2 separate regions of the Homo sapiens genome follow, and region 1 is linked to region 2. Evidence: chromatin loops called from intact Hi-C (ENCODE). Cell type or tissue: HCT116. All regions are shown on one strand. Links, peaks and the distances in the headings refer to the core of each region. The heading gives the core; the rest is flanking DNA.

Region 1 (17,012 bases), core at 3,757-11,756, 670 kb after region 2:
ACCATCAGAGTGAACAGGCAACCTACAGAATGGGAGAAAATTTTTGCATTCTATCCATCTGACAAAGGGTTAATATCCAGAGTCTATAGCAAAGACTTGGAACCAACTCAAATGTCCAACAATGATAGACTGGATTAAGAAAATGTGGCACATATACACCATGGAATACTATGCAGCCATAAAAAATGATGAGTTCATGTCATTTTTAGGGACATGGATGAAGCTGGAAACCATCATTCTCAGCAAACTATCTCAAGGACAAAAAACCAAACACTGCATGTTCTCACTCACAGGTGGGAATTGAACAATGAAAACACATGGACACAAGAAGGGGAGCATCATACACTGGGGCCTGTTTTGGGGTGGGGGGAGGGGGGAGGGATAGCATTAGGAGATATATGTAATGTTAAATGACGAGTTAATCGGTGCAGCACACCAACATGGCACATGTATACATATGTAACTAACCTGCAGGTTGTGCACATGTACATTAAAACTTAAAGTATAATAAAAAAAGAAAAAAAGAAAAAAAAGAAAAAATTAACAATAGATTGCATCAAAAGCATTGAATATTCCCTCAAATTTGCAACTGAGTAGCATCTGCCCTTTTCTCCTGGCTTGCCCAGTCACACTAACCCCACCCAGATGACATCACTCATGTTTTATCTATATTCATTACCCATCTAGTCTCTGGAAACATCTGAGATTTTGTCTCCTGCTTAATGTAAGCCTCAAAGGATCATGTAAACCTGTCTCCTAAACAATCAGGACTACTTGACCTTAATTTATCTTTCTAAAGAATCTGATTTTAATTATTTTAAATTTTTGACCCTTTAAGGAAGGATATCTGCAAAGAGTCATATCAGGAACACAAGCATAGTTTCAATATTAGAAACTATTAGAAAATACATGTTATGTAATATAATTCAGTATATTGCTGGATGAAAAAGAAAAATATATGACAGTCTCCATATATGTGGAAAAATTTGATAAACTTCAACATTAATTTCTACTACAAATAAAACCTTTAATAAAGTAGGAATAAATTAATACTTTATTAACACAATAGCCACCACAAAACCTAATGGGAAAGTCTAGAAGCATTCTCATTAAAGTGAGGAAGAAGGCATTGGTGTTCTTTATGCTAACTATATTGTATCTGTTGACTTCTTCTCCCATTTAGTAATAAGTGGTTGCTGAGCTAGTCTGTATTTTCTAGCTTCACTGCTAAGTGTGGCTGTGGCCATGTGACTTAAGTTTTGTACAATGAGTTGTATTTGGAGTCATGTGTGCAATCTCCAGAAAATCTCCTTGAAGAAGATAAAGGTCCTTGTTCTGGGCATTCTTTTTTCCTCTTGCTGTTAGTTGGGAAATGTTGACAAAGGCAGGAGCCCCTTTGGGAAAAGAGATAGAAGCCTTACATTGAGAATCACGCAGTCCTAGGTCACTCACTTTGGACTTCTACATGATGAGAAATAATTTCTTTCTTACTTAAATCACTGTATTTTTGTAACTGTCTTTTACAGAGCTTAGCCTGTAACTTCATTAATACAGCATCTATTATTTAATAATGTTAGGGGGTTATTATCCAATATAATCTGACAAGGAAAAAAGTTTAAGAGTTACAAAGGAGGTAAAACTAGCTTATTTGCAAATTTTGTGATTATATCCATAGAAAACCCAGGATAATCCATTGAAAGATTGGACAAATAAGACAATTTACTAAATTGCTCGGGCAAAAAATAATATATGAAAAATTAACAGATTTTCTCTTTACAAGCATCAATCAGTTACAAAATATAACAAAAGCTTCTATTTACAATAATAATATAAATACTTCTGGAACAAACTTAACAAAAATATACAAAACATATTTGAAAAGTTTTCTCAGGGATATAAAATTGGAGCTGAATAAATAGAAGTCATATCTGGTAGTTGGACATAAATATCTCAATGTCATATATATGTTACTTCTCTTTAAAAACTTACACATTAAATAAGATTATATTTTGCACACTGAAATGGACATTGGTTATCAACACAACTCCATTCTCAAATGCCTTCTGTTTCATTATAGAGGCTGGGAAAGCTAAATATCTCTTTTCTACCCTTTCTGAAAGTTGGATATGGCCATCTGACACTTCTCTGCTAATGATATTTAAGTGGAAGTTGGATAAGATGCCTGTGAGGTGGCGTCATTTTGTATGCGTGAGGAACAAGCCAAAAGACTAACAGCAACCTTGGCCTAACATCTCAGAACTGTTGAACCAAAGCCAGCTGCTAGGTACTTCCAGACATAGAGAAAAGTAGGCAACTTTTTATTTAAGCACCCCAAATGCTTTCTTGACTTTAAGTCCAAAGTTTTCCTAACTGAATTAAACACCAATGGAATCTTTTTTAAACCATGAGGGAAACTATGAAATTAATATATGAAAATAACATGCACATTGATTTTGTATCCTGAGACTTTGCTGAAGTTGCTTATCAGCTTAAGGAGATTTCGGGCTGAGATGATGGGGTTTTCTAAATATACAGTCATGTCATCTGCAAACAGGGACAATTTGACTTCCTTTTTTCCTAATTGAATACCCTTTATTTCCTTCTCCTGACTGATTGCCCTGGCCAGAACTTCCAACACTATGTTGAATAGGAGTGGTGAGAGAGGGCATCCCTGTCTTGTGCCAGTTTTCAAAGGGAATGCTTCCAGTTTTTGCCCATTCAGTATGATATGGGCTGTGGGTTTGTCATAAATGGCTCTTATTATTTTGAGATACATTCCATCAATACCTAATTTATTGAGAGTTTTTAGCATGAAGGGCTGCTGAATTTTGTCGAAGGCCTTTTCTGCATCTATTGAGATAATCATGTGGTTTTTGTCTTTGGTTCTTTTTATATGCTGGATTACATTTATTGATTTGCGTATGTTTAACCAGCCTTGCGTCCCAGGGATGAAGCCCACTTGATCATGGTGGATAAGCTTTTTGATGTACTGCTGGATTTGGTTTGCCAGTATTTTACTGAGAATTTTTGCATCAATGTTCATCAGGGATATTGGTCTAAAATTCTCTTTTTTTATTGTGTCTCTGCCAGGCTTTGTTATCAGGATGATGCTGGCCTCATAAAATGAGTTAGGGAGGTATTGATTGGAATAGTTTCAGAAAGAATGGTACCAGCTCCTCCTTGTACCTCTGGTAGAATTTGGCTGTGAATAAAGAGAATAAAATACCTAGGAATCCAACTTACAAGGGAGGTGAAGGACCTCTTCAAGGAGAACTACAAACCACTGCTCAATGAAATAAAAGAGGACATAAACAAATGGAAGAACATTCCATGCTCATGGAGAGGAAGAATCAATATCATGAAAATGGCCATACTGCCCAAGGTAATTTATAGATTCAATGCCATCCCCATCAAGCTACCAATGACTTTCTTCACAGAATAGGAAAAAACTAAAGTTCATATGGAACCAAAAAAGGGCCCACATTGCCAAGACAATCCTAAGCCAAAAGAACAAAGCTGGAGACATCATGCTACCTGACTTCAAACTATACTACAAGGCTACAGTAACCAAAACAGCATGGTACTGGTACCAAAACAGAGACATAGACCAACGGAACAGAACAGAGCCCTCAGAAATAATACCACACATGTACAACCAACTGATCTTTGACAAACCTGACAAAAACAAGCAATGGGGAAAGGATTCCCTATTTAATAAATGGTGCTGGAAAAACAGGCTAGCCATATGTAGAAAGCTGAAACTGGATCACTTCTTTACACCTTATACGAAAATTAATTCAAGATGGATTAAAGGCTTAAATGTTAGACCTGAAACCATAAAAACCCTAGAAGAAAACCTAGGCAATACCATTCAGGACATCGGTGTGGGCAAGGACTTCATGTCTAAAACACCAAAAGCAATGGCAACAAAAGCCAAAATAGACAAATCAGATCTAATTAAACTAAAGAGCTTCTGCACAGCAAAAGAAACTACCATCAGAATGAACAGGCAACCTACAGAATGGGAGAAAATTTTTGCAATGTACTCATCTGACTAAGGGCTAATATCCAGAATCTACAATGAACTCAAACAAATTTACAAGAAAAAAAAAAACCCATCACAAAGTGGGTGAAGGACATGAACAGACACTTCTCAAAAGAAGACATTTATGTAGCCAACAGACAAATAAAAAAATGCTCATCATCACTGGCCATCAGAGATATGCAAATCAAAACCACAATGAGATACCATCTCACACCAGTTAGAATGGTGATCACTAAAAAGTCAGGAAACAACAGGTGCTGGAGAGGATGTGGAGAAATAGGAACACTTTTACACTGTTGGTGGGACTGTAAACTACTTCAACCATTGTGGAAGACAGTGTGGCAATTCCTCAAGGATCTAGAACTAGAAATACCATTTGACCCAGCCATCCCATTACTAGGTATATACCCAAAGGATTATAAATCATGCTGCTACAAAGACACATGCACATGCATGTTTATTGCAGCACTATTCACAATAGTAAAGACTTGGAACCAACCCAAATATGCATCGTTGATAGACTGGATTAAGAAAATGAGGCACATATACACCATAGAATGCTATGCAGCCATAAAAAAGGATGAGTTCATGTCCTTTGTAGGGACGTGGATGAAGCTGGAAACCATCATTCTGAGCCAACAATTGCAAGGACAGAAAACCAAACACCGCATGTTCTCACTCATGGGTGGGAATTGAACAATGAGAACACTTGGACACAGGGTGGGAAACCTCACACACTGGGGCCTGTCATGGGGTGGGGGGAGGAGGGAGGGATAGCATTAGGAGATATACCTAATGTAAAAGAAGAGTTCATGGGTGCAGCATACCAACATGCCTCATGTATACCTATGCAAAACACCTGCACGTTGTGTACATGTACCCTAGAACTTAAAGTATAATAATAAAAAATAAATAAAATAACATGCAAAAATATTGAAGGAAATTCTGAAAAAGAAGAGAGACTAGCCCTACAGGGAAATAAAATAAAAAATAAATAAAATTAAAAATAAAATAAAAAAGCTATACAAATTGACACAGCATATGAGGAGACAGACAGATTTTTGGAATAACATAGAACTTAGTAGAAAAAAATAAGAAAAATAATGTAAAAATTCGTGAAAGAATTGGCTCTCTTTAATAGATTTTTAAATTTTATTTATTTATTTATTTAGAGAGAGGGTTTTCTCTGTTGCCCAGGCTGGAATACAGTGGCAGAATCTTAGCCTTGGGCTCCTGGCTTAAGTAATGCTCTCCAGCAGCCTAAGTAGCTGGAACTACAGGCATGCACCACCATGCCTGGCTAATTTTTTTTGTATTTTTTTGTAGAGACAGAGTTTTGCCATGTTGCCCAGGCTGGTCTTGAACTGGACTCAAGCAATCCTCCTGCCTTGGCCTCCCAAAGTGCTGGGATTATAGGCACGAGCCACCACACCTGGTCTGGCTCCTAAATGCATGAAAAGATGCTTCATTTTATAATTTGAAGAAATGAAAATTAATGATAGGATTGCATTTTTCACCTAATGGTTTATAAAAAAGATGTTTCTTCCACCTTCAATAACAAGGTGGGAGAAACATCTTCCACATATTTCTTTGGTTTTGTTGAGAATATAAAGTGGTACAGCATCTACAAAAGGCAAATTTGACAATATCTACTAAAAGTAAAATTAAACACTCTATTTCAAATTATTTATTCTAAATATATACTTTCAATACATGTACACACACATATGTGTCTGTGTATACTTGTATATATGTGTGTATATGCACATATGGTATCTCACACATATTCCATTTGCTAGAAGTGACTTGGTAATAAATTTGGGAGAAAGTACTTTTTAAAATAAAGCTAAGTATATATATATATATATATATATATATACATATATATATATATATATATATATACACACACACACACACACACAAAACACCGCTGGTTCTCCACAGTGTTGTTCAGGGGTAGGTGTGAGGCAGGAGGGTGTATCCTGAGTTCTCAGCTTGAGTTGGTACCAACTGGAGCCCTTTACAGCAGTTTTTTTGAGGAAAGGCAATGTTCAGCAACACCGTATGTCAGCATTTATTATCATGCTAATTCCCAACTATCAGGGCCAAAACCTTTGTATTGTCGCCACGTGAATTATGAGGTTTTTCCAATCTGGTTGTTGAAAACAATAGGCGAAAAGTCCATTATAAAAGGAGGCTCCCAGAGTCTCAGACAGATAAATATGTAGGAAAAATGAATTTACAAAGGTTGAGGTACCAGAAATAAACTTCCTTAATATCATCCTTTCATGGGAATTCCTTAGAAAGCCTCAGGTACCCCAGAAATACATATATCTCAGTTTGAAGACTCTTCTTTTAATTCAGATAATATTTTACAGATTTTTTTAATCCTGAATATTAGAAGGAGTTAGAAAGTATATCTTGGAAATGTCTGGAAAAGGCTTATTTTAGGTGTTATTTTCAGAAAAGCTCTAAGTATTAATTTTCATTTTGCATTATGTTTTCATTATGTTTTTTACATAACCAAATTTCTTTCTATCAGAGTTGCCTTTACTTTTTATTCATATAATAGCACAGAGAACACTGATGAAGGAATAAAACTGTTTCCTACTCAGTATCTCCCTACAGGAGTGCAGCTATGACATCAGTGCTTGGAATGAACAGTTGCCTCCATCAGGAAGGCAACGTGACCTTTCCTCTTCTTATTATGGCAGTGTCCCATAGGCCTCATATTTCATTTATGAAACTCTAATCTCTAGCTTTTTAGTATCAAAAATAAATTGTGATTGTTTTGTTAGTTTTAAAACCAAAAATGATCATCAAAGCATTGTTAGTATCTCATGAATGTGTGTGTGTGTGTGTGTCTGTGTGTGTGATGGAGGGCTTCTTTTCAATAATAACAACATAGGAGCATTGTTGGTTGAACACTGATTGCTATATATGTTGAAAGAAATTATAATATAAATGTCATTTGCTGGAAGTGACTTGGGAATAAATTTGGGAGAAAGCACATTTAAAAGTAAAGCTATGATAAATATATCATTGTATATGTATCATCTTAAAATATTCAGAAATTTGGAATGTGGAAAATAACATAATAATACAGTTAGCTTACATATAAAGAAGTACAGCAAGGAAATGGAATCTTTACCTACCTTAATATGAGAAGAGAAAGAAGATAAAAACAATCTCTTCAGAAATGCTTATCCATTTGAGAAGACCTCATATATTTTCTATCCAGTAGAGAGCAGTCAAAGTCCATGATGCTGTCATGAAATTCAGGCCTTAGTATTACAGGCATGACTGTTAACACTGAATCATCTCATCCAGGTCCTTTCTGAGTAAGGATCTTTTAGAATACTGGACTAGTAGTCTTTCTTTGCGTACAATATTCTTTCTCATACCTGTCCTTGATATTAAATGCAGTATTTATATGCATATTTACACAGAAGTTTATTTGGACACAAACAAAAAACATGTAGCCAGCTTGTGGTTATTGGTCATGCTTTTAAAAATCTATAGTAAGTCTACAAACTATGGTATTTTAAAAAGTTTATGTAATAGAGACAAGCAGAAAGCATGAAGTGGGGTAAGCTTAATATTCCAGGAAAGAATATCCTAAGTGCCACCAGATAGGCAAGACTCATAATTACCAGAAGCTAACATATGACATCCTCGTGGCAATAGTAGTGATTGAAATACAGGGATTTTTCAGAGGTAGATAAATTAAAGAATAATTAAATTAAAAATCACCAAGAGATGATTAGATGATATATTCCATCTTTGTTACCTTGCTACCTTTCTCTTTCCAATTCCATCCTTGTTACCTTTCTCTTTTTCTTTTAGTGTGCCAGAGGAGATTAAAATATGGAGGGATGTTATCTAGTTATATAGATAGAAAGTATATCTTGCCATTGTTTCTGCATTATCTAAGGTTTTGATAGTTATTATATAAAATCTTTGAGTGCAGATCACTTCTGCTTTGCTGATACAACATATTCTCAAAAATGATCCTGAGGGACTACTCTCAAGAGACAGCATCTTGCAAATGCACAGGACCGTTCTATTTCTCTGTTTAGTCTCATAGACAGAAATCAATCTGAAATCGTCACTGGAAATAAGAAGGAGATGTATTAGGAAAGCAGTAAAATTAAATTTTAGTATGTATATTTTCATGCATTCTCAAAAATGTGTTCATCTCTTTTCTTTATAAAATTAACATCAAACAATTGGAGACTCCTTTAGTATAATGCATTAAAATGCTGTCTTTATTTATGTATCAATGGCACTATTGATTCATCATCAACAAGGCAGAGAGTTTGAGGTGGTTTTTCCCAGTAGAGATGTTGTCACAAGACAGCCACATTCTTTTATTTGGCCATTCTCACAACCAAAGTCATACACTTTAATTGGTAGACAAGAGTTAGGTATGTAATTTGTGGTCATGAAGCAAACTGGAACTAACTATCCCACATGTGGTGAGCTTAAATGTCAGGCTGGTCGGCTCTACTCTTGCCAGCTGAGCTAGTGTATCAGAGGGACCACTGTTAAGAATGGTTTGATCACAACTGTTAACAACCTCTTGTACTTTCCTTTAAAATGAATGCTTTTATTGAGGTTCAAATTTTTGTCATTGAGATTAATAATAAGTTTGAATTTGGTTGTGATGTTTCCTTAAAATATCAAGATTCCTCAACCAATAAAATAACTATTTTATTGAGGACATTTGAAAATATTGTTTCTATTACAAAATTTTATTGGGCAATAGCTTATTAATTAAAACAATTTTTAAATTATAATTTAGTCATACTCTAGGTTATTTGGTAGCCACATTAGTTTTATTTTGGGAAAAATAAGGAGATACATGCCATCATGGGTCCTTGTGTTTAAATTTGAATAAGAAAATGTATTGTAGTAACAAATGTTTGGAATTTAGTTAGGAGCTGTGGTTTTTATCTTAATCTTGTAATCTAAAGCCCCTCATGCTCTACACACACTATGCTATACATTGCACAAATAAGAAACTACGACCAGTATGTATAGAAACAAAGCAAAATGGGCCCTAAGTATCAGTGACAGCAAGGAGTGAGTTGGGTGAGCTTTAGCCCTCATCTCCCCAATAATGTTCATCAGCCCTTCATCTTACTCTTTAATTTGGATAATGGATTTCCACACTCCCCTTAATTTTAATTAAAATGTTATGCACGTGCAGCACCAAAACAAGTCCCCTAGACCATTCTTTCTTTTGGCTTGCTTCTCTAAGTTGTTTATACAGATAAACAATTCTGAGAATAAAGGTGATGGTACAGTTCAGTAGGTAAGGCCACTTTCCAAATCTCAGTCAGGGTTTAGAGTCAGGCTTTGGGGAGATCAGCTCATCTCAGGAGAGGATGAGATCATGGTCTTGATGTGAGATGATGTGGATCTAAGCCAGCTGGTGGCTCCAAGAATCTAGTCTCAGATAAGGCCTAGAGCCAAAAGACATTTCAAGGAGGCAGGGTGGGTGAAATTTGGTATATGAGAGCATGTGGCACGAAGAGAAGAAAATATGAAAGATGATTTTACATTTTCTGGTCTCTGAGGGCGTGGATCATTTTGTGGAGAGGGGTAAATCTGAGTGTAGACATGCCAAAACCTAAATGACCTTATGTTATCTTAGACAGGATGTTTCTTAGATATCTTCAAACATAGGATGGACTTCAGGTCAGAGATTACAACATGGGACGCATATTTAAGAAGAGATAAAATATGACACTGCTTGTCCTTATGTAATCTCTTACTACCGTACTTCCAATTCTCTTTGATCCTTTGACCATGGGAGTTGGGAATTTTGCCATTATTTTTAGTTTAACCTGTTTTAGTAGTTCAATAGTTAACAGTGTATTCCATAACTTAGGCCTTCTATACCTGCACAAGCCTATGCCTACAGATGATGCAAGGAGGCATGTTTCTATTCTTTTGAGGAAAGCTTTGCTGCCTTTTCAGGCCTGGGAAGTTCTTGCAAAGCTTTGTGGAAGTTTGACTTGTACTGGCAATTTAATGGAAATAAAACCCCAAAAACAAAAACAAAAAATAAATCTCTTTTGTACATTTTATGGACAAAGCATCCGTATAAAGGAAATAATTTTGAAGATTTTCAACAGCAATTTATCCCACCATCTAGATGTGATTATATTTCATCTCCTCTGAGAGTCTATGCTTTGCATATAAATGCTATGAATTACTGTTTTTTTTTCCAGCAAATATAATGAGCTCTGCTGTGTTCCAGGCAGTTTTATAGAGAAATAGTGTTTGGGAAATAGTGGAGAATAAATAAATAAGACTTCAATTCATATTCCGGGGTGATAAACAGGCAAAATGTAACATGAACCAATACATGGTGGGTGATTTTTAGATAGAGTTAAGGCTATGAAGAACATAAAATGAAGTGTTGTAATAGAGGATTTCAGGATGCTGGATTTAATTTGGAAGGAATAGTCAATAAGGAATTGAATTTTGAATTGAGAGCTGAAAGACAAGAGTGTATAAGCAATGTGAGGCCATGGAACTAACATTACAAGGAGAGTGAAGAGAAAGTGCAAAGAGTAAGGCAGAGACAAAGTTGGCTATTCAAGGAACATAAACGACAACATGGCTAAAGTATAGTGGTAGGAGGAGAGAGGCAGGAGATGTGGCTGGAGAGGTAATTGGAGACAGGTTAGATAGAGCCCGGGGGGCATGAAACATTCTGTGGACTTCATTCCCAGTATAGTGGGAATTCATGCAGAAGAGTAGGATATTGTGGTAATTCTAATTAATTATCCTTTTTGTAGCAAACTGTTACTTGTCAGCTTGCATGCATTTACATTTGTATTTTTTAAAAAGTTAAACAGCTTCTATGTTCTAGAATTTTTATGTTAGAATATACCAACATCAGGATAGAAATATACATACTATAGTGCATTAAAGATATGCAGGAAATGTAACAGTCAACATGAGCTTGTGCTTCAACAATTGTTTTGTTGACCCAGTGAGACTGTATTGTAGATGGTTCACCTTTGCCAGGCAGAGTGGTACCATAAAGACAGACAGGTCAAGACAGACAAGTTTTCATTGAATAGTGTGTCGGTGACCAGCCTCTGTCACACATCCAGAGCCATAACATGGGTGTTTTAAAAACACCCGGGACCTGAATGTGAAATAAAACATGTTTTTTTCAAACCTGTTGCTCAAAATGTGTAGGATTATTTTAACTGTTTGGAAAATATAAATTTAGTATTTTCATTTGATTTTACTTTAGCCAGATGGACTCTGATATAATATCTATAAATGATTTGGCAATTTCTTTCCCTTAACAATTAAGAAAACACTCTGCCCTTAGCAAAACTTTTTTTTCCTTTGGCATGGAGTTGGAGCTGCCATCTTCTAATTTGAAGTTTGGGAATAATACTTTTCTATTCAAAAGCAAACTGTGCCAAGGCTATATTCTCTTTCTGGAAACATAAAGAGGATTTTGCATGTTCATGTCTATGATGAGGCTGTACGAGGCTCTTGGTTTTTGGAGGATCTGTCCTGTAGCCTGATAAGTGGGAAGGGTGTCCATGTGGGCCAACCTCTGACCTCTTTCAGCTTTAACAGGGAAATCAGATGGGGCTCAGATCTTGGGAACTGTATTTCTGGAGAGTTCTTTGCTAGGATTCTCAAGAAACTAGAGGTGAAAGGATGAAAGGAAGAAAATGACTATTTCAATTTCTCACCCTATTTCTAGCTATGAGTTCTAAATGGAACACTAAAGTTTGAGAATATAGTGAGACAAGAAATACATCATAAATAATGTTTTCTAAATCTCATCTTCCAAATTGTAGGTTTTGTTTTATACATGTGTTCATATATATATATATATATATATATATATATATATATATATATACATGTATGTATACAGTCAATTCTTGTTACTTTTGATAGTTATGCTTTACAAAATTGCCACATACACTAAATTAATAAACACTGAACTATTGCTCCTAGGGGAAATACAGGGTTAAGTTCCCATAAGCCTCTTGTGATATTTTTATCAACCAATCCATAATATGAAACTTTGTTTTATGAGTTTTTCTGTTTAGTCACTTTATTTAATATATATGTATGTGTGTGTGTGTGTGTGTGCGTATACATATGTGTGGGAAAATATCACATTTGTGGGAACGTGCATGTTTCAGAGACATACTTTTTTTTTTTTGCCACTCTATGCATATCTGTGAATGACTGCAAAAGTGCCCGTAGTATTGATTTTGTAGTTAAAATACATTTTAGTGAGTGAATTAGCAAATATAGAATCTGGGAATAATGCGGATTGACTGTATATACATATACACATATTTGCATATATAATTTTTTGCTATTGTATCCAATTTTTTTATTTGTAGAGGTGGGAAAATCTCTTTGTTTTGACACCTTCTTTGCATAATTTTCCAAGAGTAATACTGATTGTTGTAAACACATATTCTGAAGGAAAGCTTTCATCTTTTCTTGGAAACTGATATTTTACTCTTTTTAATCAAAGTAAAAAGTTTCAAATGATCAGTGAAAGGATAGCCAGAAAGTATCAGTTCCCATCAACAAATGCACAAAGGATTCTAGAGTTTAGATTTTTTTCTCCTCATAACTTGGGAGAGAAATTCAAAAATATCTCAAGTAGATTTTCCAGCAGAAAATAGGAGCTTATTTTTGAATCCCTACCCAGACTCATTGGAAGATAATACAACTGAAGATAATTTGCTTTTTAAATTAGTGGTTATTTTTCCTCTTGAAATACAAGCATGAGTTCATCCTCTATAAATCAATAAAAGCTTGAGGTTTTTATTTTTTGTAAAAAGGAAATTGCATCATAATAGTAGTCTTGAGATAAATAAGAACTGTTCATTCCCTAATGTCAGCATTTAAACCACAAATTGAATACTAAGACCTCAAATTGTTATTTTCATAGAATTTTAAAGTTAGAAAAAAAATTCATAGTGATCTAAACCAAAATAAATAGAAATAAACCCTGAAAATTATATTTGATTGTTTTTTATCAGGACAACACATGGAAAAATTCTGAGGAAGAAACAAGTTGGTAGAAACATATAATTTTGACTTGTAAATTTGCAAATTAAAACCATCAAATAGCCTAATAGCGAAATGTAATCCACATTAGTTGGACCATAACTTTGTAGGACTACCTTAGTAGAAGGCTTGTACCTGAAGCACTGTGTGCTAGAAAGAATGTTGGAGTGATTGTTAGGAGGTTGGGATTCCAGGTCCACACCTGCTACATCTAGCTCTCTAGTTTTGCGCACTTGGGTTGAACATCCTCAACCACAAAATATGAAGTTTGAATTACATAATCTTTAATATTTCTCTCATTTCTAAAATTTGCTGAGGCTCCAGCACAAAACATCTATGTTAGGCATTCATTTAGTTGAATTTCAGAACATTGTTCAAGAGTTTATTGTGAACAAAAAGGACTCATAGAGTAATCCGTAAAGAAACAACTGTGAATCTGACAGTCCCATAATTTATCATAAAACCTGTGTATCTTTGACAGTGAAATGTGATGCTATAACACTTAAAAATATATAAGCTTTTGAGATCTATGTTACTTTACTAACAAATTAGTTTTATTATACTTGTGAACATATAAAATAGTTCTCATCAAAAACTATATTCAAAAACAAAATATTTGAAAATAATTTTTATGAAGGCAATATAAGCATTATTTGTATTGCTTAACTTTAGAGATAACATAAAATACTTATTATTGGTCCATATTCAGAATTTTAATCAGTGTTTCACTTGATGATTTTTTGATTTCTCTTTTTAAAAGTTTTTTTATTTTTAGATTGACATACGATAATTGCACATATATATGGAGTACATAGTAATGTTTTGATACATATATACTATATAGTGATCGGATCAGTATAATTAGCATATCCATCACCTCCAACACTTTTCTTTAACAATAATACATAGTTTCAAACAGCTAGAAGGAAGATAGTGAATGTTAGTTATTGTTAACTGTAGTCATCCTACAGTGGTATAAAACAGTAGAACTTATTCCTCTTACCTAGCTGTAATTTTGTAGCCTTTAAAAAATCTTTCCCTATCCCCCTTCCCTCTACCCTTCCCAGCCTCTAGTATCCTCTGTTTCACTTTTTACTTCTGCAAGAGAAAACTTTTTCAGCTTCCACATCTGAGTGAGAACATGTGGTGTTTAACTTTCTGTTCTTAGCCTATTTCACTTAACATAATGTCCTCCAGTTCCACCTACGTTGCTGCAAATGACAGAATTTCATTCCTTTTTATGGCTGAATAGTATTCCATTGTGTACATATACCACATTTTCCTTTTCCATTCATCTGTTGTTGGACAACTAGGTTGATTCTATATCTTGGCTATTGTGAATAGTGCTGCCATAAACTTGTGGGTACAGATGTCTTTGATTTACTGGTCCTCTTTCCTTTGGAAAAAAGCCTAGTAGTGGAATTGCCGGATCATATGTTAGTTCTATGTGTAGTTTGCTGAGAAACCATGATAGTGTTCTCTATAATGATTATACTATTTTACGTTCCAACCGACAGCATATAAGACCTCTGTTTTCTCCACATCCTCATCATCATGTGTTATATTTTATCTTTCTGATAATCTTTATCCTAACTGAAAAGAAACGATAGCTCACTATAGTTTTAATTTGCATTTCCTTGATGATTCGTGATGTTGAGCATTTTTTAAAATGTATTTTTGACTATTTTAATGTCTTATTTTGATAAACATCTGTTTATATTATTTGTCCATTTTATAATTGAATTTTTTTTTTGCTGTTGAAAAGTTTCAATTCCTTGTATAGTACGAATATTAATCCTCCGTCAGATGAAGTTTGCAAATATTTTCTCCAATTCTGTTGGTATAAGAAACTGTCCTAATTTCCTGCATATACAATTTCTACATTAGCCTTATAAGGATATAATTCTGTAATGTGTTTAATTTGTTCTGCCTATGATTATCCTCAAGAATCACACACAATTTCAGGTTTTATATTTACGTTTTAATCGATTTTGATTTGATCTTCATGTTTGGTATAAAATAAGAGTCCAGGCCGGGTGTGGTGATTTACACCTGTAATCCCAGCACTGTGGGAGGCCGAGGCAGGCAGATCACCTGAGGTCGGGAGTTCGAGACCAGCCTGACCAACATGGAGAAACATTGTCTCTACTAAAAATACAAAATTAGCTGGGCGTGGTGGCGCATGCCTGTAATCCCAGCTATTCAGGATGAGGCAGGAGAATCGCTTGAGACCAGGAGGCGGAGGTTGCAGTGAGACGAGATCATGCCATTGCACTCCAACCTGGGCAACAAGAGCAAAACTCTGTCTCAAAGAAAAACAAAAGTGTCCAATTTTGTTCTTTTACATGTAAATATCAAATTTTCGCAGCACTATTTGTTGAAAAGATTATCCTTGCCCTTTATCCATTCTTGGCATCCTTATTGAATATCAATTGATTGTATATGTGTGAATTTATTTCTGGGCTCCCTATTCTGTCCCATTGGTCAATATGTCTGTCTTTATGCCAGCACCACAAGTGTTTTGATAGCTAAGATTTGTAATATATTTTAAAATCCGAAAGTGTGATGCCTGAAACTTTGTTCTCCTTTTTCATGATTTGGCTATTTGTGGTCCTTTGTATTTCCATAAGAATTGTAGGATTGTTTTCTCTATTTATTTAAAAATGTCTTTAACAACTATAAAATTGCAAAAAAAAAAAGTTTTTACAGTTCCATTAAAATAAGCTCAAATAAGTTTGATTGTCCTCCACTTGATAGTTCTAATTTGTGCTGAGGTCTCTCTTGTCTAATTGTGTGTGAGAAACCCATGAAATATGCAGAGTTCTTAAAGACTACCTGTGTCTACCATCTTTCACTTCTCAGCATTTTCTGATGTGAGTAACTAACACCTCACTTTCCAGGACAGTTTGCAAGGTACTGACTGATAAAATGCTAGTGCACTGGGCAGAAGTGGCTGAGAACTGCTCATACCTTTGCATCTCAGGTAATGTTGGAAAAAGAATTCAACTTGGTATGCCAGTCGGGTGTGCCAAGATTTGTACTATAGCCTTCCAGATGCATAAATTTCTAAGGTCACCAGTTTTTGGGGTCAGTGGGAATCTATAGGGTAATTTTAGGGTGAATATTTATAAAACATATGCAAATAATAGAGACTAAGCTCTCCCATGGGACATAGAATAATATAAATGCTTTGGTTGCTTCATCACGTATTATATGATATCATCACTTATTATATGATATAATCTAAAACAATTTACTTTATTGTTTAGTAAAAGTTTTTTTAAAAAATAAACTTTTTAACAACAAGCTCAATAAAAGTACTGTAGGTTTTCTTTTCATTCTGTTGATGGTTTCCTTTGCTGTACATAAGTTTTAGTTTCATATAATCCCAGGTGTTTACTTTTGTTTTTGCTGCCTGTGCTTTTGAAGTCTTATTCATAAAATATTTTATTAAATCAATGTTCTGAAGATTTTCATCTATGTTTTCTTCTAGTAGTTTTATAGTTTGGGGTCTTACATTTAGATCTTTAATCTATTTTGAGTTGATTTTTGTATAGGTAAGAGGTAGAGCTCTAATTTCATTCTTCTGCATATGGTTGTCTAGTTTTCCCAGCACCATTTATTGAAGAAGTAGTTCTTTCCCCAGTGAGTGTTCTTGGCACTGTCGAAAGTAAGTTGGCTATAGATATGTTAATTTTCAGGTTTTCTATCTCCTATATGCATGGATCAAAATAATTAATACTGTTAAAGATGACCATACTAGCCAAAACAATCTACAGATTCAATGCAATCCTTATCAAAATAACAATGATATTTTTCACATAAATAAACAAAAAACCCTTAAAATTTGTGTGAAACCATAAAAGACCCTGAATAGCCA
Region 2 (11,229 bases), core at 1-8,000:
CGTACATGTTGTAGTGTTTCATGTAGAAGGAAATAGGGTGCCAGGAATTAAAAGGTGGAGCAGAATCAAGATGAACTTGGGAGAAATATGAGAAAAGAATAAACTTTGATTTGTCTTCTTTAGAAATATAGAGCCTACGTTTTCCAAAATGTTCATGCAGCATTCATCCAAGCCATTCCAGCAGTCATCCTAGATTCCTCTCTCACATTTCCAGACCTTTTAACTTTGTTAGGTTAATATATCTCTAATGTGTCTCCTTCTTTCCATCCTCACATCCTGCCATCCAGCCATATTTGTGCCGTATTTTGGAGTAAAGTTCTGGACCTGGGTGGGAATGCTGCAAGGCATTATTCCTAACCTGATAGGATACACATGCACATGGGCAGCCTCTACATACTTACATGTCTGGTTTTCATTTTAGGACCCCAAATCAAATTTGATCCAACAGTGGTTGTCACAACAAAGTGATCTTGGAGTCATTTCCAAAACTTTTCAGCTATCTTCCCATCCAATACTTGGTGACTGGTCTATTCAAGTTCAAGTGAATGTGAGTATAAATATATTTTTTGGGGGGAATGTTAAAGTGATTTAATTAGGTCAGGTGGGGGAAAATCTCCAAAGTCATTTATACAATGAAGAGAAAAAAATTAATGTGAACATTTAGACAATTTAAACGGTTTATTTTTAATTTATGATGTTTATCAAGGGTTTATTTAGCTTTCATTCTAACATATTAGAATTTTCATAACTGTTGTCTTTTTCTATGATATGATGTTTAAAGGTTAAAACATTTTGACATTTTAGTACACAATGTTTACTTATTTGTTTCATGCATTATTTTAAAACTAAGTAATGAACACATAGCTATTATTTGGCAAATTTTATGCCTTAGAATAATGACTCCTAATGAGTGATTAGATTAACCTACTTTTATCTTTGTTTTAAGAAACAGTGACTTAAATAGCTACACCGACTGCTATTCCCCAATCCTTTTTCCCTAGCTTCTACACCTATTGCCTTTACTTGCTGCCAACTTGTATAGCTCTGAAATCTAAATGGAGGGCATTAAATGGCATATAAATCTAAATGGGGGGCATTCATTGGAATGAATGAGACATAAACACAATGGGATGGAAACAATTTTAAAAAGCAATGAGACTTAACTGTTTTATGTGATATAAATTGGTCATTTAGTATATAACATGTAAACCTTTATATTTTTCTATATTTATGTGACATATAAACATATAAGATATAATCAACTTTTTCTGTATCTAAAGGGGAAGATATGTAATATGAAATGCATGAAATTGTAGCTTATTCTAAGCATTGTTGCTGAGCCTTGAGTAGGTGGGACTCGTGTGTGAATTGACCTGTATGAATGAGAACAGTGCTGGAGGCACAATGGACTCTCAATATTTGCTTCATGGCCACCCTGCATCTTTATGGGTGTTTGTATGATGTGTTTACCAATATTATTCTTTTTAAGGTAGCAGAAGCTCTACCGAATGAATGTATGATGTGGTTTTAAAGAACATTTGAGGCAATATTATGAAAGGGGCTCATACTGTTAGAGAACAATGTAATGCATAACCATTAAAGTCATGGACAATTTTCAGTGAGGTCTTTGCTTATTTCCTTACTTATAACAGTGTAATAATAACCACTGTTATAAATGGCAGCCTAGAGCAGGATGTGATGAGTTCTAGGGGAAGTGGAATTCTTTATATCTGAGCTTGTAGAGAAAGTGGAAAGAGTAGGCATTTGTGAAACTTAGAAAATAGGGAAAAATTTGTGTGGGAGTAGGGAAAATGGAAGAGAACGTTATGTGTCTGGGGATTTGGGAGAAGTTGATGTTACTGGAGCATGTGGAGAATGATGGCGGTGTAGATTAGGAAGCACGTTGTGAGTTTAAAGTAGTTTGAATATTATTTTCAGTTCCCACTTAAATTCTTAAGAATCACTTTTTTTGGTCCATCCATCCATCGATCCTTCTATCCACCCACCCACCCACCAACCCAGTATGTGTTAAGGACTTTATGGCTGTGATGAATACAAAGAAGGTAAACATATGACCTCCATTTTCAAAGGTCATTGTCATGGTGACATGAACAATATGATAAAAATTAAATGACATAAGGGGGACAGACAAACACAGGGCAGTGCAATAGCAGAGGAATTGTAAGGTGTTCAGTCCAGCTTGGTGATAAAGAGGGTTTATTGTTAGCACAAGCACTGATGTTTTGGGGCCAGCTGCTCCTTCTGTCTCCCATGGTCTGCTCTGTTCTCCTTTCACTCTTCTGCCAACCTTTGAGGTGTTCTTCAGTTCTTCTGATTCCATTAGCTTAGCTAAATAACCATCATGCCCAGAATCTTTAAAGCAAGCCTCTGCACAGGTGGCTGGCAGCCTGTGGGTGGGCCGCCCTGGGTCAAGGTGTCCATTTTTGGTCCATTCAGATGCCACCTATGCACAATGACCAGCAAGAGCAGTTTTAGCTGGATAACAGGCGCTGAGGGATTAATTTGTTCATTGAATGGTGGACAGAATAAGTACCAGAAGAGAGGGGGATAGAATAGCAGAGGGAGACTTTGCAGAAGATGTGAGATTATACTTTGAAAGATTTATAGGATTTATCATGTTGTGGTTTGTGGACTTGGCTTGTCATATTGCTTTTATAGAAAACAAATGCTCTTAAGGAAATTTAGGTGCTTAAAAAATGAAAAGCATTTGCAGGATCTGGCCCTTGCCCAACTTTTCAGTCTTGTAAAGTGCCGCCCTTCCTCTTGAACTCTATGCTTTAGACATCTTATGTCCCTTAAGTTTCTTAAACTCACCGATCTGTCTCATTCTAGAGCCTTTCATCATGCTGTTCCCTCTGCTGAGAATGTTTTTTCTTCCTTATTCTCGCTACTTGCTTTTAACCTGCAGCCATTCTCTAAAGTGGCCTGGCTGTTCCAGACATTCCCATAGTACTGTGTGCTTCCCTTAATTCATTCATCTCACTTTTAATTAGTGGTCCATGATAGACAGTAGCCTTTGTAAAGCTGGTGACCTTCTGGTCTTGCTCACCTCTCTATTCCTGGGACCAAGTTCAGTGCTTTTGCATGTAAGTAGAAAGCAGTATTTTCTTAAAACGAATGTGTGAAAACTATATAGCAATAATTTGTCTTGAACCAAATGCAATTTTCCCTTTTGTATATTCTATAAAGCATCTTTATCTTTTTGAAGACAAGTATACTGATCAGGTACTTGTCATTTGAGGTATGTTAATTTGAGGCATTCAGCTAAGAAAAAATAAGCCCCTTAAAAAAAAGAGCCCTTTTAGAACCACCAGGGGTCAGTATAACCAAGGAAATGTTATGAGAAGCAACTGTGGCCTTGGTCTCTGGCTTTTGTTTTTCTTTGACTACTGCGCAGCATTAAAGGACTGTATATTTCTTGTTATTAAACCCCTTTTCTTTTAGTAGTGAATAATAACATAGAGGAAATGTATTTATTATTTAAATAGCCCACCATTAGAGACTATATTTTTACTTTTCGGTGGCAGTCACCATTCTCAATATAAAACTCAGGGAAGGAAAATATTTATTTTCAAGAAAGTATTGGCTGGGCGTGGTGGCTCACACCTGTAATCCCAGCACTTTGGGAAGCCGAGGCGGGCGGATCACGAGGTCAGGAGACCGAGACCATCTTGGCTAATACAGTGAAACCCCGTCTCTACTAAAAATACGAAAAATTAGCTGGGTGTGGTGGCGGGCGCCTGTAGTCCCAGCTACTCGGGAGGCTGAGGCAGGAGAATGGCGTGAACCTGGGAGGCGGAGCTTGCAGTGAGCCAAGATCATGCCACCGCTCTCCAGCCTGGGCGACAGAGTGATACTCTGGCTAAAAAAAAAGGAAGTATTTTTTAAATTTTTTAATTTGTAAGAGACAGGGTTGTCGTCTGTCACTCAGGCTAGAGTGAAGTGGCACAATCATAGTTCACTGCAGCCTCGAACTCCTGGGCTCAAGTGATCCTCCTGCCTCAGCCTCCTGAGTAGCAGGGACTACAGGTATGTGCCACTACGCCTGCCTAGTTAAAAAATTTTTTTTTCCTTTTCATAGAGACAGGGTCTTGTTATGTTGCCCAGGCTGATCTTGAGCTCCTGGACTCAAGCAATCCTTCTGCCTTGGCCTCACAAAGTGCTGGGATTACATGTGTGAGCCATCATACACAGCCTTTGGGAGAGTTTTGAAATTCCATTTTGTCTGTAGAAAAAATATGGAATGATATGAGTATTCCCACTGATGGACAATCTCTTTAAGAATTACCGGAGTTATCAGAGCTTTGATTTGTAATGACTATACAGGTAATCAGAAAGTGGTATTCTTCAGTTACCCTTTGTCCTAGGTCAGGAAAAGGATCCTTTAAGTAAAACATACTTGACGGCTCCTTGGCATTTCTCCACTTGTATTAATAACATGTTTGTTTGTAGAGTAAGAGTGAATAAGTCCTTTATGATACCGTGTTAACCTTTCTGGATTAATCTAAATTGTTTGCCCTTCAAGTATTGTATTGCTTTTCACCTTCAAGGTTTTTTATGATAGTAATGGTGAGTAATTATTTTGGTCTAGTATGATTTCTAGTTTTCTTTTCTTTCTTTCTTTTTTTTTTTTTTCGAGACAGAGTCTCGCTCTTTTGCCCAGGCCGTGGTGTGATCTCGGCTCACTGAAACCTCCACATCCCAGGTTCAAGCGATTCTCCTGCCTCAGCCTCCTGAGTAGCTGGGATTACAGGCATGCACCACCATGCCCAGCTAATTTTTGTATTTTTAGTAGAGACGGTTTCATCATGTTGGCCAGGGTGGTCTTGAACTCCAGACCTCAAGTGATGCACCCTACTCGGCCTCCCAAAGTGCTGGGATTACAGGCATGAGCCACTGTGCCTGGCCAAGAAAGGAAACAAATGTTTTGGGGGATTAGTTAAGTGATTTGCCCAATGTCCCACAACTTACCAAACTAGGATTAGAACTCAGGCCTTTTGACACCAAATCCAAGGTTCTCTCTACCCTGCCACCTTGGTTTTCCATCTTATGTTTTATCTCTGTCATTGTTCAGCATATGATGGTGGGACATCATAAGTTCTCAATATATACATAGACTTTTTTTTTTTTTACAATGCTAGTTTAATCAAATTGCAAAGAAACTCTTGATGATTATAATGTTTAAGACCTCTTAAAATCAGTAAAGTTTAGTAAGAGCCCTGGCTCTTTTTGTGCTACTTATACGTGTGCTTAATTGACACACATATTCTAGTGTGAATAGTTCTTTGCTACTTTGGGGATTGTACTTCTTCTCTTGAGAATGTGACCAAGTCTTCTACTTCTGCCATACTTTGATTGCCCTGCTCTTTTTCATCATTTCTTTGTCTAGAGCACCAAGCCCTCCTCTCAGAGGGCAGAGGTATATTTTAGCTGTAACATCTTTTCATAGAAGTGTGTTTTATAGGGCCGTTATACTTTAGGTACATTATAAGTTGAGTGTGGGAATATGTTCTGATTTAATAATTGACTTGAAAATACACCTTAGGAAGATAATGTGTTTTAAAAGTTAGACATTCCTTTATTTTCATTTCTTTGCAATATAGTTCTCTAGGTACCTTATCTCTAGGTATGTTATCTCTTGATTGGTGTTGACAGTTTTCTCAAATAATTGCACATGGTTTTTTTGTTTTGTTTTGTTTTGTTTTTTGAGAAAGAGTCTCACTCTGTTGACCAGTCTGGAGTGCAGTGTGCAATCTCAGCTCATTGCAACCTCCACCTCCCAGGTTGAAGTGATTTTCCTGCCTCAGCCTCCTGAGTAGCTGGGATTACAGGTGTGCACCATCATGTTCAGCTAATTTTTGTATTTTTAGTAGAGATGGGGTTTCACCATGTTGGTCAGGCTGGGCTCGAACTCCTGACCTCAGGTGATTCACTTGCCTTGGGTTTCCAAAGTGCTAGGATTACAGGCATGAGCCACTGTGCCTGGCCTGCAAATGGTTTTTCCCTCCATTTTTTATTTTCTGTAGTAAAATACACATAACGTAAAATTTGCCATTGTAACCATTTTTAAGTGTACAGTTCAGTGGTATTAAGTACATTAATATTGTTGTGCATTCATCACCACCATCCATCTCTGTAACTCTTTTCATCTTGCAAAACTGAAAATCTACACCTATTAAACAATAACTCTCCATTCCCTCCCACCCCCCAGCCCCTGGCAGCCACTGTACATTCTATCTCTGTGGTGTTGATTAGTCTTATATCAGCAGAATCATACAGGATCTCTTTTTGAGACTGGCTTTTTTCTCTTAGCATAATGTTATTATGGCTCACCCATGTTGTAGCATATATCAGAATTTTCTCTCTTTTAAAGGCTGAATAATATTCCATTGTGTGAATATACCACATTTGGTTGCGAATGTTTTTGCATCTATGATTTAAAAATTATATTCGAGGTTATTAGAAGGTGATTTTAGGGGTTCTTTAAAAGAAAGGCTAATGTTGGTGTCTGAGAACCAGGCTTCTGGGAGCCAGGAGGCATCTGGCCAGAGCAGTGCAGCCTGCAGCCCAGAGCTCCAGGTCTTTGCGTGACCCACGCACTGGTGCTCATGTTCCTCCAAGAGCCCGAAAGAAGAGCCTGAGTCACTGAGAGATTCCTGGTCATTTGATGACGGCAGCCCTGTGCTGTCTTTCCTCATTGTCAGATGGAAGTCTCTTCTTCTTTCTAGAGTGGCTTAGGCATTTGAGTTTACCATAATGGCCACCTGAGGCTGCAGCTGGTTCTGAAACATCAGTGTGCCACAGAATCAATGGACTGGGAGCTTGTTTAAAGATGCATAGTCCAGGTCCCACCCCCAGATCACAATTTACTAATTTTGGCATGGGAGCTAGGAGTTTGAATTTTAAATAAGCACTCAAGGAAATTCTACTAGTTTTTTGAACCACATTTTGAGAAGTGCTCATAAATGCCCGCAGCTAGGCATCTTTAGAATCCATCTTTTCCATTGAGAGGCAGTGTTGGGCAGTGTTGGGCAGTCAACAAGGTATGGAACTGGGGACAGGCCATCTGATTTATTCTTTGAATTCCTCAGCAGTGCTACTTTCTGCTATTTACTTTACCTTTTTAGGTAATCAGCTCAGTAGAGCTCCCCAGCACCTTAGACATACTAAGTCAGAATTTCTGGGACAATGTATATCCTTTACAACAGCTTCTCTGATGCTTCAGATGCACAGCCAGCTTGGGAACCACTGAACTTGATAATCATCTTTTCTATCTGTCACTAACTACAATTTCGTAACCGTTGTCTCAATCTTAAGCCATTGTTAGAGGTGGGGAACAAGAAATAGCAAGCAGAAAACTCAACAGGGTTAAGGCTTGAAGTCACTCTTCTGGAGCCCTGTATAATGAAACGGGTTATCAAATTATTATGTAACTCAGAAGCAATCTGCATTGAGTTATTTCTTTGCATCTAACAGTTATATCTAGTTTCTCTTGAGTTACTTGTTTTTTCTAGATTAGGTGAGGGTTGCCAACACCTTACTGCTTTTTATAACCTTTCAGGATATTCCTTATTTTTTCTGGACTTGTTGTCCAGCCTCTGCCTGGGTCAGCTTGCTGCTTCTGTTAAGTATCTCTGGAGCCGTTTTTCTTTTGCAAAAGAGCACATCTTTGTTTGGACAGTTCTTGTCCCTAAAGCACTCTACCAGGAGCATCTGCTTAACCCGCCTGGCTTGTGACGACAACTTAACAGAAAGCATGGAGCAAAACTTTGACAGGTCAGAAAACAGTGGCATTCTCTCTGAAATGTGGTTGTGGCTTCCAAAATACTTTCACTAGTCTTTGCTTATAAGAAGAATGCTTTGTTTGGGAAGGATCTCAAACTCTTACTTCCTTGTTCAGTGAGAAAGGGAGGGAGGAGATGGTTTTAGAATATTGATTTCTTAGAGCATTATCTGGCAGAGCTCAGCACTTTCTCCTCCATTCTTCCAAAGGCCCCGATAAACACCTCTAGAATAGCATTTATTAATCAGTGTAGCGTTATTTTCGTTTTTTAAAAACTGTGGTAAGATATATATGTAAAATTTACCATTTTAACAATTTAAAAGTTAAGTAGCATCAGGTGCATTCACATTGTGGTGCAACCATCTGCCACCATCCATCTCCAGAACCTATTATTATCTTCAGATATTTAAAAAAATGTCTGCCTCATTTCTTAAACTGTGAACTCCTTGAAGACAGGAATTCTATTTTATTAATTTTCATATTTGTTCTGTCTAATATAATATCTGACCTGTTATGGGAACTCATTCATGCTTGTGGGATGAAAGAATGAGTGAATAGAGCTTCTTCTAGATGATTGCTGTTATTATCCTTTGTGATGTTCTTTGACTTCTAGTCTCACTCTGCTATATCATCTTGCAACTTAGTAGAAATATCTTTGTATATTTTCATTTTGAGAATATATATGGTTGCTGTATTTGATGAACCTGTGAGCTAATGGAAAACAGGACTTTTGGATTAATGCCCTGGACTTTCTCATTTTGAAAATTAAAAAAAATCTCAGGCAAGAGCTGAATATTCTAGTTTGTTATAAAGTCTAAAATAGACTTATAATTTTGGTGCCATATTATTCTTGTGTCTTTATTCAGCCATTTGATCTGCTAGTGCCAGTCCTTTGGCAGTGTGCATTTTAATTTCTAGGCCCCATATGCAAATTTTCATGAGGAGTTCTTTGTTTTGTTCTTTCTCTACAGAAGCCACCCTAGGAGGACCCCTCCTTTCAAATGTGTCTTCTGTACCCCTCTCTGAAGAGACATGTTTTTGGCATCAGTTAGAAAACTTTGGGGCCAGACTTTAGGATGTTGTGTTCATCAATGAAATGGAGGGTCTGAGTATGTAGCATCATCAGTACATAGGATAGGGACTCAGTGCTATAGATGATCTTAGAGGTCGCCTAGATCCATCTCCCCACTTTATGGAGGAAGAATCTGAGATAAGTGACGTGACCTGGTTAGGCTCACACAGTGTGTTGTGGGAGGGTCAGGACTAGCAACTAGTTTACTCATACTTTCAGTTCTGTAAAATTAAATTATTTAATATGTGCAGCAATTGCTGTTTTATTTATTTATTTATTTTTGAGACAGAGTCTTGCTCTGTCACCCAGGCTGGAGTGCAGTGGTGCTGTCTCAGCTTACTGCAACTTCTGCCTCCCAGGTTCAAGTGATTCTCCTGCCTTAGCCTCCTGAGTAGCTGGGATTTACAGGCATGTGCCACCATGGGCCTGGCTAATTTTTGTATTTTTAGTAGAGACAGGGTTTCACCATGTTGGCCAGGCTGGTCTTGAACTCTTGACCTCAGGTGATCCGCCCGCCCTGGCCTCCCAAAGTGCTGGGATTACAGGCATGAGTCATCATGCCTGGCCAGCAATTGCTGTTTTAATATGGCCTCCTTTTAAGGTTGAATTTAGATGTCAACAGGGCTTGCTGTATGCATTGGTGGAGAAGATACCTACTTCTTTTATATGACTTGTGGATGCCACGGGATCACCTTGTTTGCACGTTGGATTGTTCCCAACGTGTCCCAGATTCTGACCACAGCAGCCATGTGTTTAGATTGAAGATTTGAGTCCAGCATGTAGGTTACTTGGTTCATCTATTTAATATCCATTAATATACTATTAAGGATTAGGCTGCTGTCACCTCACAGCCTCTATAACCTTGGTCATATGAGGCTTACAAAGATTAATTTTTTGTTGTTTGTTTTTGAGACAGAGTCTCGCTGTGTCACCCAGGCTGGAGTGCAGTGGCACAATCTTGGCTTACTGTAACCTCCGCCTCCCAGGTTCAAGCGATTCACCTGCCTCAGCCTCCCGAGTAACTGGGATTACAGGCATCCACCACCACGCCTGGCTAAATTTTTGTATTTTTAGTAGAGACAAGGTTTCGCCACATTGGCCAGGCTGGTCTTGAACTTCTGACCTCAAGTGATCCGCCTGCCTCTGCCTTCCAAAGGGCTGGGATTATAGGCATAAGCCACTGTGCTCAGCCAAGAAGATTAATTTTAAAAATAACTGTTTACCTTTAGGTAGATTCACAGAAAGTTGCGAAGATAGCACAAAGCGGCCCTATATTATCTTAACGCAGTGCACCCAGTGGTTATATCTTATGTTATTATAGTACAATATAAAAAGCAAGAATTTGACGTTTGTGTGGTATGTGTGTATGGTTCTGTATGATGCTTTATTTTCAGTGGCATAGAGGGAGTTTTGGAAAATGATAACTCACTGGGCTCTGACCAGTGGTGGCAGCCCTGGGTGAGGGGGAAGGGGGCACTGAAATGAGTACCAAGTCCCTGGGTGGAGTGAGGAAAGGGAGAAAGAGCAAGAAATGGAGTTATTTTCCCTCAAGGGTAACTTTCCTATTCAGTACAAACCTGTAGCTATGCTGCTGCTTTTGCTCCCTTGCTTGAGATAGGTGCCCAAGAAAGGTGGTCATGTTACATGTCTTTAAAAACCATAGTTCCTTCTACTTTGAGTAGGAACAGAGAGGGTTAAATGGGTGATTTTTGTTTATTGTTTGTTTTTAAAGAGAATATGTTTCTAGTTAGTACTTTTTTTTTTTCAACACCAAGGAAACAAGTTTGTCCCTTGTACTGCATAATGTATTTGTACTGCAGATGGTAACACTGTTTTAGGAGTATGAATGTGCTTGTGATCCCTGGATACCTGGCCACTATTCTGCTAACTGGAGGCTTGTATGGTCTATGTCTTGGTCATTGGTTAGATCCATTATTCCCAAGTCCTGTCACTATGAGTGACTGTCAGGTATAGACCAGCTTCAGTTCTTCAGGTGTTTAGTTCCAGCCTTGATAAGAACCAGAATATTTGTAATCCTTTCTAATGAGAGAAGGGATCCAGGAACAAAACTGTCTCCTGGGGAGGTTCTGATTCCTCCCTCCTCACACTCAGTAGATTATCTTCCTTTCCACTTCACAGAGAACACAGTCATCAGATGGGAATTTCTTTCACTTTTTCTGCCAGATTTGCATGTGTTGCCTGTGCCCATCTCATGCTTATTCTCTTCTTTTTAGAGGAAAGGTCCTATTCTTCACATCTAAGACCAATATCCCGATTTCTGCCTTGGCTTCTTTCTTCCTCTACTTTGTCAGAAAACTTGCAGTGTTGACAGTCTCTTTCTTCTCAGTCTTCA

Evidence for each region. Peaks named below come from ENCODE experiments on the same cell type or tissue, not always from the same donor. Only the 100,000 strongest peaks of a DNase experiment are listed, where the experiment ranks them.
Region 1: a loop joins it to region 2, with 10 times the contacts of the local background. A loop is called at or near these places in 8 of 110 quality-filtered maps.

Annotation. Positions count from the first base shown.
Region 1 is chr6:74,402,346-74,419,357 of GRCh38, forward strand. All of the region lies in intron 2 of LOC101928516 (a long non-coding RNA gene), which reads left to right. Among named protein-coding and RNA genes, the nearest start is that of CD109, 710 kb to the left of the region's middle. In HCT116, for the core only: a CTCF peak has its summit at 7,284 (motif pointing right); a DNase peak (open chromatin) is centred at 7,306.
Region 2 is chr6:73,735,962-73,747,190 of GRCh38, forward strand. CD109 (CD109 molecule) reads left to right here. Exons shown (of 33, transcript NM_133493.5): 5 at 422-547. Among named protein-coding and RNA genes, the nearest start is that of CD109, 45 kb to the left of the region's middle. In HCT116, for the core only: a CTCF peak has its summit at 3,327 (motif pointing right); a DNase peak (open chromatin) is centred at 3,320.